2 separate regions of the Mus musculus genome follow, and region 2 is linked to region 1. A link is a loop called in an ENCODE intact Hi-C map of the cell type or tissue named here. Cell type or tissue: left cerebral cortex. All regions are shown on one strand. Each heading gives the region's core, and the rest is flanking DNA. Links, peaks and the distances in the headings are about the cores only.

What was found. Peaks named below come from ENCODE experiments on the same cell type or tissue, not always from the same donor. Only the 100,000 strongest peaks of a DNase experiment are listed, where the experiment ranks them.
Region 2: it touches region 1 in a loop (3-fold over the local background); 1 of 42 quality-filtered maps calls a loop at or near these places.

The regions. Positions count from the first base shown.
Region 1 is chr11:77,487,258-77,494,842 of GRCm38, reverse strand. It overlaps Ankrd13b (ankyrin repeat domain 13b), which reads left to right and starts at 4,801. Exons shown (of 15, transcript NM_001373882.1): 1 at 4,801-5,404. The coding sequence starts at 5,291. It overlaps Git1 (GIT ArfGAP 1), which reads right to left and starts at 1,431. Exons shown (of 20, transcript NM_001004144.1): 1 at 1,209-1,431. The coding sequence starts at 1,260. In left cerebral cortex, for the core only: CTCF peaks have their summits at 1,844 and 3,558 (motif pointing left); DNase peaks (open chromatin) are centred at 4,144, 4,785, 5,724, 6,011 and 5 more places; H3K4me3 peaks cover 4,954 bases; H3K27ac peaks cover 4,703 bases.
Region 2 is chr11:77,976,136-77,983,720 of GRCm38, reverse strand. Sez6 (seizure related gene 6) reads right to left here. Exons shown (of 17, transcript NM_021286.4): 12 at 7,058-7,249; 13 at 6,780-6,977; 14 at 6,438-6,476; 15 at 6,067-6,184; 16 at 5,877-5,979; 17 at 4,669-5,708. The coding sequence ends at 5,676. Phf12 (PHD finger protein 12) reads right to left here and starts at 905. Exons shown (of 15, transcript NM_174852.3): 1 at 344-905. The coding sequence starts at 409. In left cerebral cortex, for the core only: CTCF peaks have their summits at 3,130 and 3,329; DNase peaks (open chromatin) are centred at 1,158, 1,889 and 3,291; H3K4me3 peaks cover 1,221 bases; H3K27ac peaks cover 1,265 bases.

The sequences.
Region 1 (7,585 bases), core at 1,489-6,488:
ATCTGTAAACGGATCTTCTAGGACCCTCCAAACCGTGACATATCCTAAGGAGGTCTCAGGGTCAGTCACCTACAAGGTGTCCCATGTTCATGACTCTGCAACTACCCACAACTCCCAGTACTCCAGTTTAGATCATGAGAATTACAGGACCATCATTCCTTGGGCTCACGGTCAGATCTTGGGATTTTAAGGGGTGACTACAAGTTATGGGCCTGCATATCAGCACTCCACACTCTCACCTAATCACATCTTCATTACCCAGAGTCCATAAGACCCCGAGACTGTATGGAGACACAGCTTCTTTTATAGAGGATGGGCAAAGGCCAGAACTTCCTGCCTCCAGCCAGCTGCTGAGTCCCATCAACGGCTGTGTCCTCCCAGAGAAGGGACCAGCCTGGTGAGTTGTTGCCCTCCCTTCACTTCCTCAGCAAGCCAAGGGGGCTTTCACAGCAGCTCAGACCGACTCACTCTGCTGGTTAGTAGGGAGGAAGCAGTGTGTAAGTCCAGTTCGCTCAGGAGTCAGCTGGACCAGGGGAGCATAAGCAACCTCACCGCTTTCTCCTATCCAATGAGCTAGAGACCAGGAGGGATCGGCGTCTAGACTGAACCAATACCTAGCACACCTTCTCCAACAGGCCTACCCGGAACAGGAAAAGCTGAGTCTAGATGTTCCCAGACACCAGCAGGCCTGGAGATGCTTCCGGGGAAGATGCCCATGCTTAGATTGTTCCTGAACACCGGGCCCTCTAAGCAGCCCCAGCCTTGGGAAGCAGGGGCGGGGAGTCTTAAGAGTAGCTGCCCCTGTCAGGTGCTCCCTAGGAGCTCGTATCCAGGCCCCTTGCCCTCCACCGCTCCGGCGGGCACGCGGGCCATGTGAGCAGCAGGTGCAAGACGCGGGGGTGGCAGGGATGACACAAACCATCCTAGCGCCCACCTCCCACAGCCTGCCGGCCTCCGCCACAGCCCTCCTGCCACACCAGGCTGGCGCTTCCGTCTGGATGCCGCGATGGAGGTGGGAGGCGGTTCCCTCCCGTTCACCGGCTCCAACGCACAGCGCCCCCCGCAGCCGGCCCTCCCGCCAAGGACGCCGCTCCGCAGTGGCCCCCGCCCCGCCCTCCGGCCCGGCACAGCGCTCCCGCCAGGCCTCGGCGCCCGCCCGGCGGCGGCCTGCGGCGCGGTCCCGCCCCCGACCCGATCCCGCCGCTTACCCGGAGCGCTGCAGTCCGCACACACCTCCGCTCGCGGCCCCTTCCGGGACATCCTCAGCGGCGACGCGGCCGCAGCCCTCTGGGCCAGCGTGGGGGGCGCGGGCGGCGGGCCCGGGCGGCGGCGGCGGCCCTGCGGCCCGGCCCGGCTCCCGCAAGGCCCCGGCGAGGCTCCGCGCGCGCGGCCAACCGTCCGCCCCCGGGGCTGGCCCGGAACCCGCCGTGCCCGCCCGCCCGCTCGCCCTCGGGCGCCCTCCGCCCCGCGCCGCCCCGCGCCGCCCCGCGCCGCCCCGCCGCCGCTCGCCGCTCTCCCCGCCCCCTGCGCGGCCCAGGCCGCTCCTGCAGGAAGCAGTGAAAGCCCTGCCCACCGGGGGAGGGGCGGCCCGCACCCCGCCCCGGCGCTCCGCTCAGCTCCGTGGCTGAGCCTCTCGGAGAAAGGAAGCCTGCGCGCAGGCGGGAGTGGACGGGGGTTCTTAAAGGAGCCGCGGCCCGCGCCCGCCTGGTCTGCAACCGAGACACACGCTAGCACTTTGACCTTCACTTTCCGATTGGGGAGTGGTCCAGGGGACGCTCGGCCCAAAAACCGAGAGACGGACGTGGTGGGGATCGGGGTGGACAGGAAGCATTCCCAGGCACAATGCTCCTAGCGGTCAGAGGCTGGGTTGGGGTGAGGTGTGTGTTCTGGTCCCCTGTGTCCAAGTCAGTGTGTCCAGGTGGGTCTGTGGCCATATCCCTGCGGTGTACACTCACTACCACCAATATGGACGGCCAGGTGCCCGAGAGGTCACTTAACTGTGACTCCCTCTCTGTGGGACTAAAAATACATCATTCTTGTTTCAAATAGGAAAGCAAAGAATCTGGGTGATTATTAAGAGTGTTGTGTGCACCAGTAATAACTTGCTATCTGTTTCGTGTACATCAACGATGTTTCCGGGCTGCCCGACGGGTGTGTATGTATCCTAAGCATATGCTTATAACAGGAGCCAATTTTTGTAAGGATTTTTTTTTTCTTGGACTTCTCATGGAGACGGGGGTGGGGGGAGCAAGGAACTAAAGTGCATGTTGCACGTGGGTGCACCCCACACTGAGCATGCTCCCCCATACACGTGTGACCCGTTTGTGCCCAGCCCCCACCCCTACAGCCGCAAAAGGGCTGTCAGAGAACTCAGCTTATGGAGAGGGCAAAAGCACACAACACCAGGTTGGGGGGGGGGGGGTGAGGGGCGGCGGCGCGCTCGTAGGGGAAGGGGCAGGTCAGCGGTGGCAGAGTTAAGGGAGATTCCTGGGTGTTAGGGATTCCTGCTCAGTAATAAAACGGAGGTTTGAGGGGAGTCCTTGGTTAGGGGTGTCTGAGTGGGTCTATTTCTCCCAGCAATGCCAGAGCAGCAGTGACTTGTGGGTGGGCAGGCTCCTTCCCTAGGGGGAGACAAGTAATGCTTATGAGTCACACCACCCAAAATACACGCAAAGTTCCATCGCCTTTTGCTGCAACCCAGATTGACAAGTTTGTTTGAAATTGTGATCCACAGGATATATTTATAATCTCACCTTAAAAAAAAATCTTGCAGACACCCCCCACCCCCAACCAGTAGCTCAGCAGGTGGGGCTTCTGCCAGCAAAGGGTGGTGGTCATGCCACACCATGCTGCACTCATACCCAAGAGTCTGTAGGCTTGGTGGCCGCAGCAATGGAGGTGGGAAGCAGTCTAGCAGCTGAAACTGGGCGCGCAGCCCAGGAGCAGTGGCCGCCCGTTCACCCCGGATCGACCCCCAGCTATGGAATTTCATTTATTAAATGTCGAGGCAGCTGCTGGCAGCCCCGTCGCTTGGCTGCCTTTGTTTCTTCGCTGTGTGGGCGCGTCTGGAGCACGTGGCAGCCAGGGCGTTGAGACCAAAGGGAAAGCGACCTGGGCTTCGTGTGATAGCCGGCCATCTGGCAAAAGGGCAACCTAGCCTCTAAATGCATGCTGGCCTCTCTCCTTTCTTGGAATACAGGGCGTGCAGAGGAAGAATGATTCACGTCCCCCCACCCCGGCCACCCTATCTCCCTATTGGCTCAGGGACTGCCTGGGAGGGACCCTGGCTCACACAGTCCAAACTTTGTTGCAGAACCCCCAACCTCACCACAGCCAAGCTTTAGAGCTTGAAGATGGGGGAAGAAGGGTTTCTGGCTTCCCCGAAGATGTCATCATCCCAGGAACTGAACAGCTCAAATGGAATCATACACAAGGTTTTGAAAACGATTTAATGAGGAATTGTACAGGCATTCTCGCGGCCTCTCCTAGTTGCCCCTCCTTTCTCTAGCCCCCTCCTCAACTCGGGCTGCAATCACGACACTCTGCTGACCCCTGGCGGTGGAGGTGGGCTGCGGCTCTGGGCTGCAGAGACGCCTACCGGCTCCTCCCAGGCTGCAGAAAGGGGCGAGGCAGTCTACTCAGTCCTCCCGGGCCTGGCACCACTGGGTGTGCAGGAAGCAGGAGAGAAGAACACACAAAGAAACCCAAGAAGGGCGCAAGGAGTTTGCAAGCTTTTGCTGTCGCTTCCCACACAAACACTCTCTAGATTGTTGTTCTAAATCGGGTTGGCCAGGAATTCCTTATTTCTGCCTTGAGGTGGGCTCGAGGAAGGCAACATGTTCGCTCCTACCACCTGTCTCAGGCTGGTTGAAGGAGAGAGGGGCCGTTTTCAGGCAGTTCATACCCTTAGCTCATCCCATGAGGTAGTATCTGATCCCAGTTTAGAGGTGAGTGGGCCGAGAAACTCTGAAGGATAAGCAATTTGTTTAAGATCAAGCAATTGTTACGGTATTTAAATACAACTCTCTTGACATTTTCTCTCCCAAGGCATCTTGGTCCTTTTACCATTTGCAGGTGGCCGCCACAGAGGCCAATTTGACTTTGACCACACTCTCTGCAAGGGCTCCTTGTGGAAGCGCTTGTCTCTCTGCTCTTTCAGGAAGCAGGCAATCTGGACTCAGTCATTTTCCTTAGGCAGGGACCCACATGGGATGGAGGTGGGGAAATGCCACCTGCTGCTGTCTTTGCTCAACCTCATCCTGGTTCTTGCTGAGCCATGTAGGGGAAAGACTGTCTTCTTCGCCTCATTAGACATTCTCTTTTCCAACGTGATGTGTGGAAGCTGGGGTTTAATTTTCTGAGAGAGCAAAGATTTGAGAAATATTTCGATTCTCAGACCCCTGGCTGCTTCAGTGACCCTTGGTACTGATGCCCTGCATCTCTCTTAGGGTCACTCTTTAGTCACTATGAATCTAGATGCCTCTTTACCCTCCCTGGGACCCAAGCTCACTTCTGCAGGCCATAGACCCCCGACCCAACGCTTCAGGTCAGCCCTAAAAGCCTCCCCCATTTCCTTGCAAAAGGCAAAATGCCAAAGGGTGGAGGCGCCCCCAACCCACTTGGCATCCAAGTAAGGCCTCCGCTTCGGCCGGGTTTGACTCTCTGTCCACCCTTCCAGGAAATCAGTTCCAGACCATCTCTGGTCATCCGAAACGCACGGTTCTACCAGGCGGACTACAAGCCCCATGATGCTGCGGGGCCAAGCTGTAACTAACCCAGCACGGCGCACCCGGGTCCCCTCCTCTCTTCCCCGCATTCGCTTGTCCCTCACCGTCCGCTCGGGCTGAGGGCCGGGCTATGCGGCTTAGGGGAGCCGGAGGGTGCGGGCGCGCGTCCCTGCGGCGGCGGCGGCGGCGGCGACCCCGGGGCCGGCGCCCCGAGCGCCCCCGCTCCAGCTGCGGGTCCCTGCTCCCTCCGCCGAGAGGCGTCTTTGTGTGCGGGGGTGTGGGAGGGGAGGCGCGAGGCCGCGTGCCGCCGAGTGCCCGCTCCCTCCCAGGGCGGGTGGGGGCTGCTCCGCGCCTCCCGCCGCCGCCTCCCGAGGACGCCCGCCGCCCGCACCACGCCGGGCGCGCCGCCCCCGCCCGCCGCCGCCGCCGCCGCTCGCACATGCCCGAGCCGCAGCCCCGCGAGCAGACAGCTCCGGCCGTCCGCCCCGCGGCCCCGGGCCCGGGCTCCCGCGCCGTCCCTCCCCGCGGGCCGGGCGCCGCGGCCCCGGCATGAGGAGCGGGCGATGATCCCCGCCAACGCCTCCGCCAGGAAGGGGCCCGAGGGCAAGTACCCGCTGCACTACCTCGTGTGGCACAACCGCCACCGGGAGCTGGAGAAGGAGGTCCGCGCCGGCCAGGTAGGAGCGCCGTCGGGGACCATGGCCCCGCACGCCCGCGCGGCGTGGGGAGGGGGCGCGGCGCCGCCTGTCCCGCCTCCCCGGCTAGTTTGCAGCGCTTCTTTGTTTGCAGCTGCGGCTTTTGTGCTCGTTGACCTGAAGTGGGTGATGGCAGCAGCCCCCGCCTGCTTCTCTGGTTCCAGGACCGGTGGCCCACACGTGTTCCGGGCTCTCCGAGACTGGTGTGGAAGGACCCTGTGTTCTTCTCCGTTGGGGCTTGAAGGGATTCTAGGGAGGGGTTGTCGGTTCTGTCTGGGCTCCATGTGGTGGGAGAGTCCACCCCACTCGATCTAGACGCGACATGACATCCCGCGTGAATGTGCAGGGACGGGAAAGGCCTGCGTGGGGAGGGGGCCCACATAAGATCGGGGAACAAGCTGTGTTGCACCCTCGGGCATTCCAGCCCCACCCAGTGCCCTCTCACTTCCTGGTGAACCAGGTCTCTGTTTGTTTAGAGTGGACAGAGCCTATGGGTGCTTCAGATGCCAGCCCTGGCTTCGGAGCCAGGAGTGAGAAAGACCCTATTGGGATGCTCCGGAGGGCCTTGTCCAGGTGCTGAAAGGCGCTCTCCTGCCTCTTGGTGCTAGGGCCTACCTTCTCACCGTGGAGGAAGCCAGGGGGCCATAGGAAGGACTTGAGGTCCTGCACAGAACAGGGGTTCCCTGCTTTCTGCCAATCAGAGAAACCTGTGGGTCAGACAGCTTTGGGTTGGGCAGCGACTTCAAAGAAGCCGGGGAGCTAGAAGTGGCAGTGCATGCCTGTAGTCTCAGCACCGGGGAGGCAGAGGCAGGAGGATTGCCACAAGTGTAAGGTCAGAGGGTGGACTTCATGTTGCAGAGCAGCCAGGGCTACATAGTGAGACCCTGTATTTGAAAACCCAGGAAGCCTGGGGGATGATTTCTCGGTCATTCTTCAGGACAAAGGTGGGTGCAAAGTCACTAATAGTCCTCAATTGTGCCTTGCCACCCCAGCTGACAACTGGCAAAGCAGTGACGGTGCCAACATTACCCTCCACCCCCTCAGGCGAAGCAGTGGGCAGAGCTGGACCCAGGCTACCCTGGGTTGCTTAAAGATTCAAATTTGCAGGCTTGATTAGGGTCTGAAGCTTAGGGATTTTAGGTCCACTACAATCATGGTAGCTCAGTGTGAAGACCTGTGTAATTCCCAAGGGAAGGGGCCAAGGCTGGACATCAGACTGTGAAGCAGAGAGGGTTGGACCGTCTGACATTCACTCCCAGCCTCCAGACCGGTACAGCACTTGACTCTGCATTTCATCCCGTTTAATAATAACATAACCTGGGCCTGCAAGCCTCCGGGCCAGCCTAGGGGTTCACTTCCTTTCTGCCTTTGCTTCCACCAGGTCACCCCAAGTTAGTTTATCTGTCATAAAGGCTTTGTAAAGACAGGAGGTCAGAGAGCTGGGAAAAGCAAATACAAGGTACCAAGGCCTGCCCTGGAGGAGATTTGGTTCTGGGATTACAGTGTGAGGAAGACAGGACGTAAAGATCCAATCCTGTTTTCTCTGGCTGCTCTTCATTTTCCTTGCCTGAGGAAGTCCCTAAAGATCTAGAGATTGTTAGGAGGCTAGAAACTGAATCCTCAGACTGTCTCAGCTCTACTCCCTTACAAAGGGTGTGGGTGGTCCTTTTCCTAAAACTAGAGAGGAGTGGCTTTATCATCAAGACCTCTGCTGACAGACCTCAAGTCAGCCATCTTGCTGGTGAGGTTGGACCGGGGAGCTGCTGAGGTCATGGTAGTCAGGGCTGTTTAGACGTTCCTCTCAGGCTCTGGCTTCCATAGTAGCTAGGTACCATGCTCACCTTACTCTGGCCCTGGTGAGTTAATATCACATTGAAATGGACACCAGCCTTGCCTGTTCTTGATCCAGGCCATGAGAATATAGGGCACCAGTTACATTAACTCTTGTTCATCCACGGGGATTCCAGGCAAGGTATTCTCCTTTCCTCTAGAACACCAGGAAGCACCATGTCAGTCAGCCTGGATGGGAGAGTCCAGAACACCAGGAAGCACCATGTCAGTCAGCCTGGATGGGAGAGCCCTGGCTGCACCCTAACCCTGGGCTGACCGAGAGTGACATTTGTATTCAAATGTGCACTTTCTCATTTTGGGGGCATTACGATG
Region 2 (7,585 bases), core at 1,081-6,080, 490 kb before region 1:
CAAAGCCCGGCTCGGGAGAGGCCCGAAGCTTGGTACCCGGACGTGCAGGGGGAAGCACAAAGGGGCCGACAAGAAGGGGGTGGGGAGGCCTGCCGGTGCAATGAAATGGAGTGGGCTGAAGCCTCAGGGAGCGAATCGAGGGCGGCTGGTAGGTGAAACTGCTGCAGACGTCCTCGGAAGCTAAGCTCAGTCCCCCAAATTGCAAAGAGGGGAGGAAGAGACTGGGTGAGGAAGAACAACCCCCCCTTTTCCCGGCCCTCTGGCGCTTCGAGCTTAGGGCCGGCTTTGTGGGGCGGAGGTACCCTCCTGGCACTGGGGGGAAAAGGATGAGGGCCACTCTTACCTCCATCAGCCCCCCCGACGTGTCCAAGTCGTACACGATCGTCTTGGTCTCCATTTTCTCCCACATTCATCCACCTCTCGGGCTGGGCGCTCTCTGCTCCGGCCCCCCCAGCCCCGGGGGGAGGGGGGAGGAGGGGAAGGGGGCACCTCTGACCCCCGGTCCCCTTCTCTCTTCCCAACACAGGTTCCGACTTCCTCGCCCTGGCTCCCCCCCACCCCCCGGCCCCCAGTCCCTGGGACGGCAGCGTCCTCCCCACGGGCCGCGAGAGGGGAGCAACCCCTCAGCCCCGGCCCAGCGGCTGGCTGCACAGTGGATCCCGGCTCCGGGGGTCAGGCCTCGGCGGGGGCCTAGGCCCACAGGCTAAAGCTGGCGCTGGCGACCGCTGGTCCGGCCGGGAAGGCTAGCGGGCGCTGCCATCCCGGGCTTGGGGGACCGGAGGGGGGGGTGAGAGGTTAGGTGAGGTTGTGGTTCGTGAGGTGACTCTGGGGAGGATGATGGGGGGTGGTCCCCGGGCTCCGCCTCTCGCCGCCGCTGCCGTCTGCGTCCCGGCTGCCGCGCACTTGGCGCAAACTTACCGCGAGCGCCCGCAAAGCCACCCGCGCAGGCGCCCCGGGATCGCCGCTCGCCGCGCGCAACCGCAGTGACAGCCGGCGGCCTGGCTCCCGCGCAGCCGCGGTGATGGGGTACCCCCCGGCGCGCAGCCGCGCTGGCATTCGCCCGGAGCCCAGAAGCCCCGCCTCTCCGCCGTGCGCCGGCGTACTGCGATTGGAGGGCGGAACCTGAGGCCTCGCTTAGGCGCCTGGGAAAGCGCGTAGGGGTCACGGCGCAGCCGCAGGAACTGGAAGACGCATCACCCATTGGTGTTTGTGTGCGGACCACGGGCTCTGGTCCCGCGCAGGCGTGTTGGGTCGCCACCCTCCCGTCCCCTCACACAGCCGCCTCACGCGCAGGCGCGTTGTACCTGGAGGCCTGCACAAAAAAAAAAAAAAAAAAAAAAAGCTTCTCCTTTCGCCATTTTGGTAATGAGATTTGGGGCTACCATGCCCTTGGAGTCCTCAGTCACGACCAAGGAGGAGCGTGGGATGCTGTATGGAGCTGGTAGCTTTCGGCTGCAGCAGTACCCATATGGATGGTGTAGTGGACTGTTTGTCTCCAGTGTCAGGTGTGTCTGGACTAGGCCGCCATATTGGTAAAGAGGGAAAAAAAAAGCATTGCGACAAAAAAAAAAAAAAAAAAAGACGCTTTTGGTGGCAGATCGGATGACTGCTCTTTCCACTTCATTTCCACTCTCAGCACCTAATTTTAGCACGAGCATTGCTGCCTTGGGTCCCGATGGAACCCAAGATATTTCAAGCTGTTCTTACCCTCTCTTAACCACTGTCCCTGTGAACTACTCCGAAAGAGGAAGTCAAAAGCCCAAACAGTCCGTAATCCTGACAACGCCCAGCTACCTGCCTACAGCTGACTTCAATCCCCATCTTGCAACGCGCAGAGTTCAAAGGGTGAACGGGACCGCTTTGCACTCTGGTAGTTAGACTCGCGATGGATCTGATGGATTGTGGGAGTTGTAGTTCAGCCTTCAGGCGCTGCACTGGACCATAGGATGTACACGAAGAAAAGCCTGCCGGGAAAGGATACTTTTGAGAGCTGCCGTATTGCACACTGGGGTTTGTAGTTTGAGCCCCTCACCTCGCATTCTGAGCAGAGAGACATACCTCTCTTTGGGTGTGCGCTGTTATGCCCTTGTTATCACTTTCCAATATGGACAGATACTCTGCCTAATTGCGAATGAATGAACCCCACTAGGCATTAATTAACACTGGTGACATGCAGCTATGTCCTGCCGTTTCTTTCTTTCGTTTGTTCGTTCTGTTAAGACAGTCTTACTCCGCAGCCCTAGAACTTGTTATGTAGACTAGATAGGTCATGAACTCACAGAAATCCGACTGCTTCTGCCTCCGGTCCCATTTCTGGGATCGACGTGTGCTACTACGCCTGGAATCTCCTAAACTCATTTTTATGTTACTACACACATTATTCTCAGACCCGTAAACCTGGGAGGGACTTAGAGACTATTTGATTTAAATTCTTCATTTCCAGGTACAGAGTGGAGAGTGGTTTGCTTAGACGCATATTGAGTTTATAGCAAACCTAAAAAGGAAACATTTCTTGATTCACAGGTCAGACTTTGTCCCCTACACCGTGTTTACTGTCTCTGAGAAACTATTGCTCCTTCTTTTAGGACAGTCAGGACTGTAAGTCAAAGGGGATATAAATATCTGTGTGAAGTTTTAGTGCTTTGTGAAGTTTTAGTGCTCTCTCTCTCTTTGTCTCTCTGCCTCTCTCTCTCTCTCTCTCTCTCTCTCTCTCTCTCTCTCTCTCGGCCCTGTATTAGTGCCTAGAAAGAATAACGTTATGGGGAAGTGAAGAATGCATGCAAACTGGCTGCTCTTCCGTTGCTATGGCCAACAATAGACTAGCAGCTATAGGAAAGAACTGCGGTGTGACTCTCAGAGGAGAGAGCTGAGCTAGGCTCCTTGAAGGGAAGAAGCCAGGCTTTATGCCTCCTTCCTGCTACATAACCTCAGAAGCTGGAACCTCATATGCCCTCTTTTACTGGCTTCCTTCCTACTACCATAGCACAGCTGTGCTGCTATGTCAGCCTGGAGGTATTACTGGACAGAGAAGTAAGCCACTGGCACACGCCCCATGAGTGAGGCTTTGTGCTTTGGTCAACACATCCATTGCAGCTGAAAACAGGAGCGGGCAGTGGGATAGTGAGGAAAATGAGATTGGCTCTGTTGACAGAGGAACAAATCACTCCACACACTTTTCTCTTGGAGCCTGAGGAGGAGGTCAGCCTAGTTGGGACAGGACTTGGTGCCACCTTGGAGAGCTCCAGCTCAGGGTGTGAAAGGGGACTTCAAGAAAGAGAGCTGCTGGGATGGAAATGCTTCTGGAATCGACCTCTTGTGGTCCATCTAGGCATTGCACTATGAACGAATTGGAACGCCTTGACTTGGGATAGAGGCTAGGAGGAATTTCTGGTCCACATCTTTCCGCTGAAGACTGTAGAAGCAGAAGATGCTAGTGGATGCTAGTCTTCCTTTCAGGGATTTTTGTCTTACAGCTTCCGAGTGCCGTAATTTTCTGTTGTCTGACTCCTGGGAAGATACATTCATCTCAGAAGGCTTTAGGGGACATAGGGAAGGGGCAAATTTAAGTGCATCCTGGCCAGTCATGACTTTAAATTTTTTTCCTTTATTTGTATTTTATGGCTTTTTTGAGATATGGTTTCTCTATGTAGCCCTGGCTGTCCTCAAACTCAGAAACCTGTCTACCTCTGCCTCCCGAGTGCTGGAATTAAGGGTATGTGCCACCACCATGCAGTTTATTTTATTTTTTTTCAATTTTTTTAATTATTATTTTTTAATTATAACATAATTAAATCATTTCCCTTCCTTTTTCTCCTTTCAACTCCCCCCATATATCCTTTCCTGCTCCTTTTCAAGTTCATGACATCTTTTAAAATTGTTACATACATATGTGAATATTTATATGTATATACACATTTCTAAATACACAAGTACAACCTGCTGAGTCTTTTTTTTTTCGAGACAGGGTTTCTCTGTGTAGCCCTGGCTGTCCTGGAACTCACTTTGTAGACCAGGCTGGCCTTGAACTCAGAAATCTGCCTGCCTCTGCCTCTTGAGTGCTGGAATCAAAGGTGTGCGCCACCACGCCTGGCTCTGCTGAGTCTTTATAATGTTACTTGTATGTATGTTTCAGCAGTCACTTTAAAGAGCCCATGGGCAGGGCTCTTGCCTGTCTCAGGGGCCTCTGAGCTGCCCATCCTTCCTGCTTACAATCTCCATGTTTTCTGAGGTCAAGGCAAGCTAGGCCTTATGTACAAGGGTTCAGTCTATGATTCTGATTCCAATCTCTCAAGCTTCGCTTAACAGGAAAAAGTGGACGGAACAGTGCTTCCAACCTTGGGTTTTGTCAGCGATCTAGTGGTTCTAAGAGGGATTTGGGGCTGGGCCAGCATGTGGCCCTAGCCCTGGCAAAGAGGAGGAAATGAGGCATTGGGGTTACTGAGCTCACACATCCCTACAGCGTTAGCCGCTGGGACCTCTCATTTCACCTGCCATCTGTAACACTAACGTCTTTGGAGGCAGTGTTACCCATTTAACTACAGATGACATCTTTTCTGTCATAAAATCCGGGCATGGTTGATTGGTGCGTCCAGAGGGTCTCAGCATGCCGGTCCACGTCACATTCATCTTCCACCTCCCTTCCCTCCGAGAAACCACCATTCACACTGCTTGATTTTTTTTCCAAAACACCATTTTAATAAGGAAACAACAGAAATAAAAGATTGTTCTCTGGCTGGAGCCCAGACCCCATATAATACATCATATGTACAAAGTGGCCTCGGTCCGGACTGAGATTGCTCCTGGGGGTTCTTGACTTCTGCCACATTCCTGGGTCCTTGGACATCTGCTCCTCTCCAGAATGTAGCTGCCCTCTCCTGGCATGCCATAACACAGTGGCAGGAAGGGGGAACATGGTAAGTGGCTCAGAGGAGGGACTGGTGGGGAAGGAGACATTTGTAACAGCCAGATAAACTTCAAGGAAGGGCTCTCCCTCCTCAGAGTAGAGGGATGCCGGAGAGCCGTAGGGTGTCCTGCTTTGGTGTGGAGCGTGAGTATCCATCCAGTGGGGCCCAGCCTGAGCTTGGAATAGAGTCCCTGAACCTTTTAGGATTCTTAAATCATCACCTCCCAGGACAGGGCAGAAGGCTTAACTGTCCAATTCTGAGCCTTTAGAGAGGGACTAGAAACCTCCCTGAGGGGCTGGTGTTGGCACGCCAGGACTACCAAGAGGTCACAGTTGAGAACAATTTTGGCCTCTGGTAGCTGGCCCTGTGAGGGGCACCCTGCTGTCAAGTCAGCTCTCCTGGAGTCCTCACATGCCAGGCAGGATGGTGGCCATGTGTAACAAGTGCCCCTCCTCAGTCAGCCTGCAACTTCCAGGCTGGAGGTCCAGGGCAAAAGAGAAGCAGGAGAATGATGGCTGCTGGTAATGTGTCCCAGCTACGTTCTACCCGAGGCAGATGCCCCTGAATCCAAAGAAGGGCCCGAAGTGGGCACAGCGGTGCCAAGAAAATAGGTCACTGTGGGCATTGCAGGCGGGGAAGGGGTTGGTGGTGTCTCTTCCCAGGCAGTATGTACAGGAGGTGAGGGACAGCAGAGAGCCGGGAGCCCTGCCGCTGGCCTGCGATGCAGGACTGCGTGTGCATCCCCAGGCTGCTCCCACCTAGATGGAAACTTCATATTCTCTCGTCTCCTGCAAAGGAAAGAGACTGCGGGGAGTTGGAAACTTGGAGAAGAGCTGTCAAGCCCAAATTATCCACCTTCCCAAGGCACAGAGGAAAATAAGAGGGCTCAGCAGGACCCTCAGGCAGGCATACCCACCCAAGGGATCAAGGAACCAGTCCTGAAGAGGTATCTAGGCTCACGTGGATACTTACTCCAGTCTCATAAGTTGGATTGTCAAATGCTGACTCTACCGTGATGCGGTTATAGGGGCGAGGATGAGTTCGGGGAAGTTGCAGGGGACTTTTCCCCTGGAATCTGTCAGGGGACAAAAGAGCCTGTGAGTCAGGAGTACAGGCCAGGAGTGAGTTGGGTACGCAGAATAGGAAGAAAAGCCAGACTCACCTGGAAAAATAGAGGTACACTCCTCCCACCAGCAACACCATGGCCACCAATGGTAGGAAGATGGCAGCAGCCAGGTGAGCAGCGTCCAGGGCACTGGAGGCGGCAGGTGCCTTGGCAACTGAAAGCAAAGGGTGGGTGGGGTTAGAGTTAATATCCCCATTTCTTGGAACCTATGTCCCCTCCCTTCTTAAAGACATTTGGAGACCAGCTCCCATTAGCTGCCTATGGTAGACAAGAAGCTTAATGCCCCGACAGGCCCAAACTGCTCCTTCTCTGCCTTTCATTTGTGGGAACCCATGACCTGGGAGCTGCTAGAACCAGGTGTGGGGGGGGGGGGACCATACATCTCGCTCTCAAGCATGGGGACTCACCATCCAGGCTACGGCCGTTGTAGAACCCATCCAGAGAGGCTGGAACAAGAGGGGAGGGCCAAGGGCAGTGGGTGAGCCTGATGGACCAAACTATCCAATGCAAGGAGCACAGAAGTGGACTGATCATGGGAAGGATTTGACCAGGGAGAACCTACTCCTGCAGTGTCTTGGTGATGTTAAATCAGAGACTAGCAAAGACAGGGAATGGGAAGGGGCATGGGCCAATGCTTCTAATTCTCAACACAGAATTGATTTACTAGAATAGTTCTAGGGTCCGGACTGTGGTGGTGGCAGCAGCAGCGGAGGGGGCACATGTTTAAGGGAGTGGTAGGTAGCACTTACCAGCCCTACAGATGGGTGGTGGGTCACTCCAATGCGAGGGGTGTCCAGGCACGCATTTGATGCTGGCCTGGCCCTTCAGCACATAACCAGGGGCACAGGAGAAGTGGATGGTGGCCCCTGCTGGGTGAAGCCGCTTCTCAGGGCTGCGGGCACCATTCTCCGGGGCGCTGAGGCCATGGCACGGCTTGAATTGTTCCACTGCAAGGCAGGCAGGCAGCAATCGAGGTGTCAGGTTTTGATCTTACTAGAGGTTCCCCTCCTGCCCACTGTACACTCACAGAGACACTTGGGGGCCCTGTCACTCCACTTGGGACTGCCTGCTTGCCGATCATGGCAGGTGAGAATGGCACTCCCCGTCAGCACAAAACCCTGGTCACAGACATATTGCACAGTTGCTCCCACGGGAAACTTGGGGCTGGATATGAGGCGTCGGCTGTGCTCCACATCCCCTGGGTCATGGCAAGATGTCACTGCGGATGGAGAGGGAAAGCAGGGCAGGCTCAGTGTCTGGGGCGACAGCGCAGTTCGTAGGAGTGCTTTCAAAGAATCCACGGAACCCCGGGTTTAATGGACGGCACTGCATAAACCCAGCCTGGTGGTGCGCGCTGATATCCTGGCACTCCAGAAGGTGGGTGTGATCCCACTAAGAAAGTGGAGGCAGGAGGATCAGAAATTCTAGGGAATCCTCAGTTTTGTAGGCGCTTCAGGCTAGAAACACTATCAGAGATGGAGTGAGAGCAAGGGGTGGGGTGGGGGAGGGGAAGAGAGCGAGGGGGTGGGGAGAAAGGTCCTTTCACCCAGGCTGT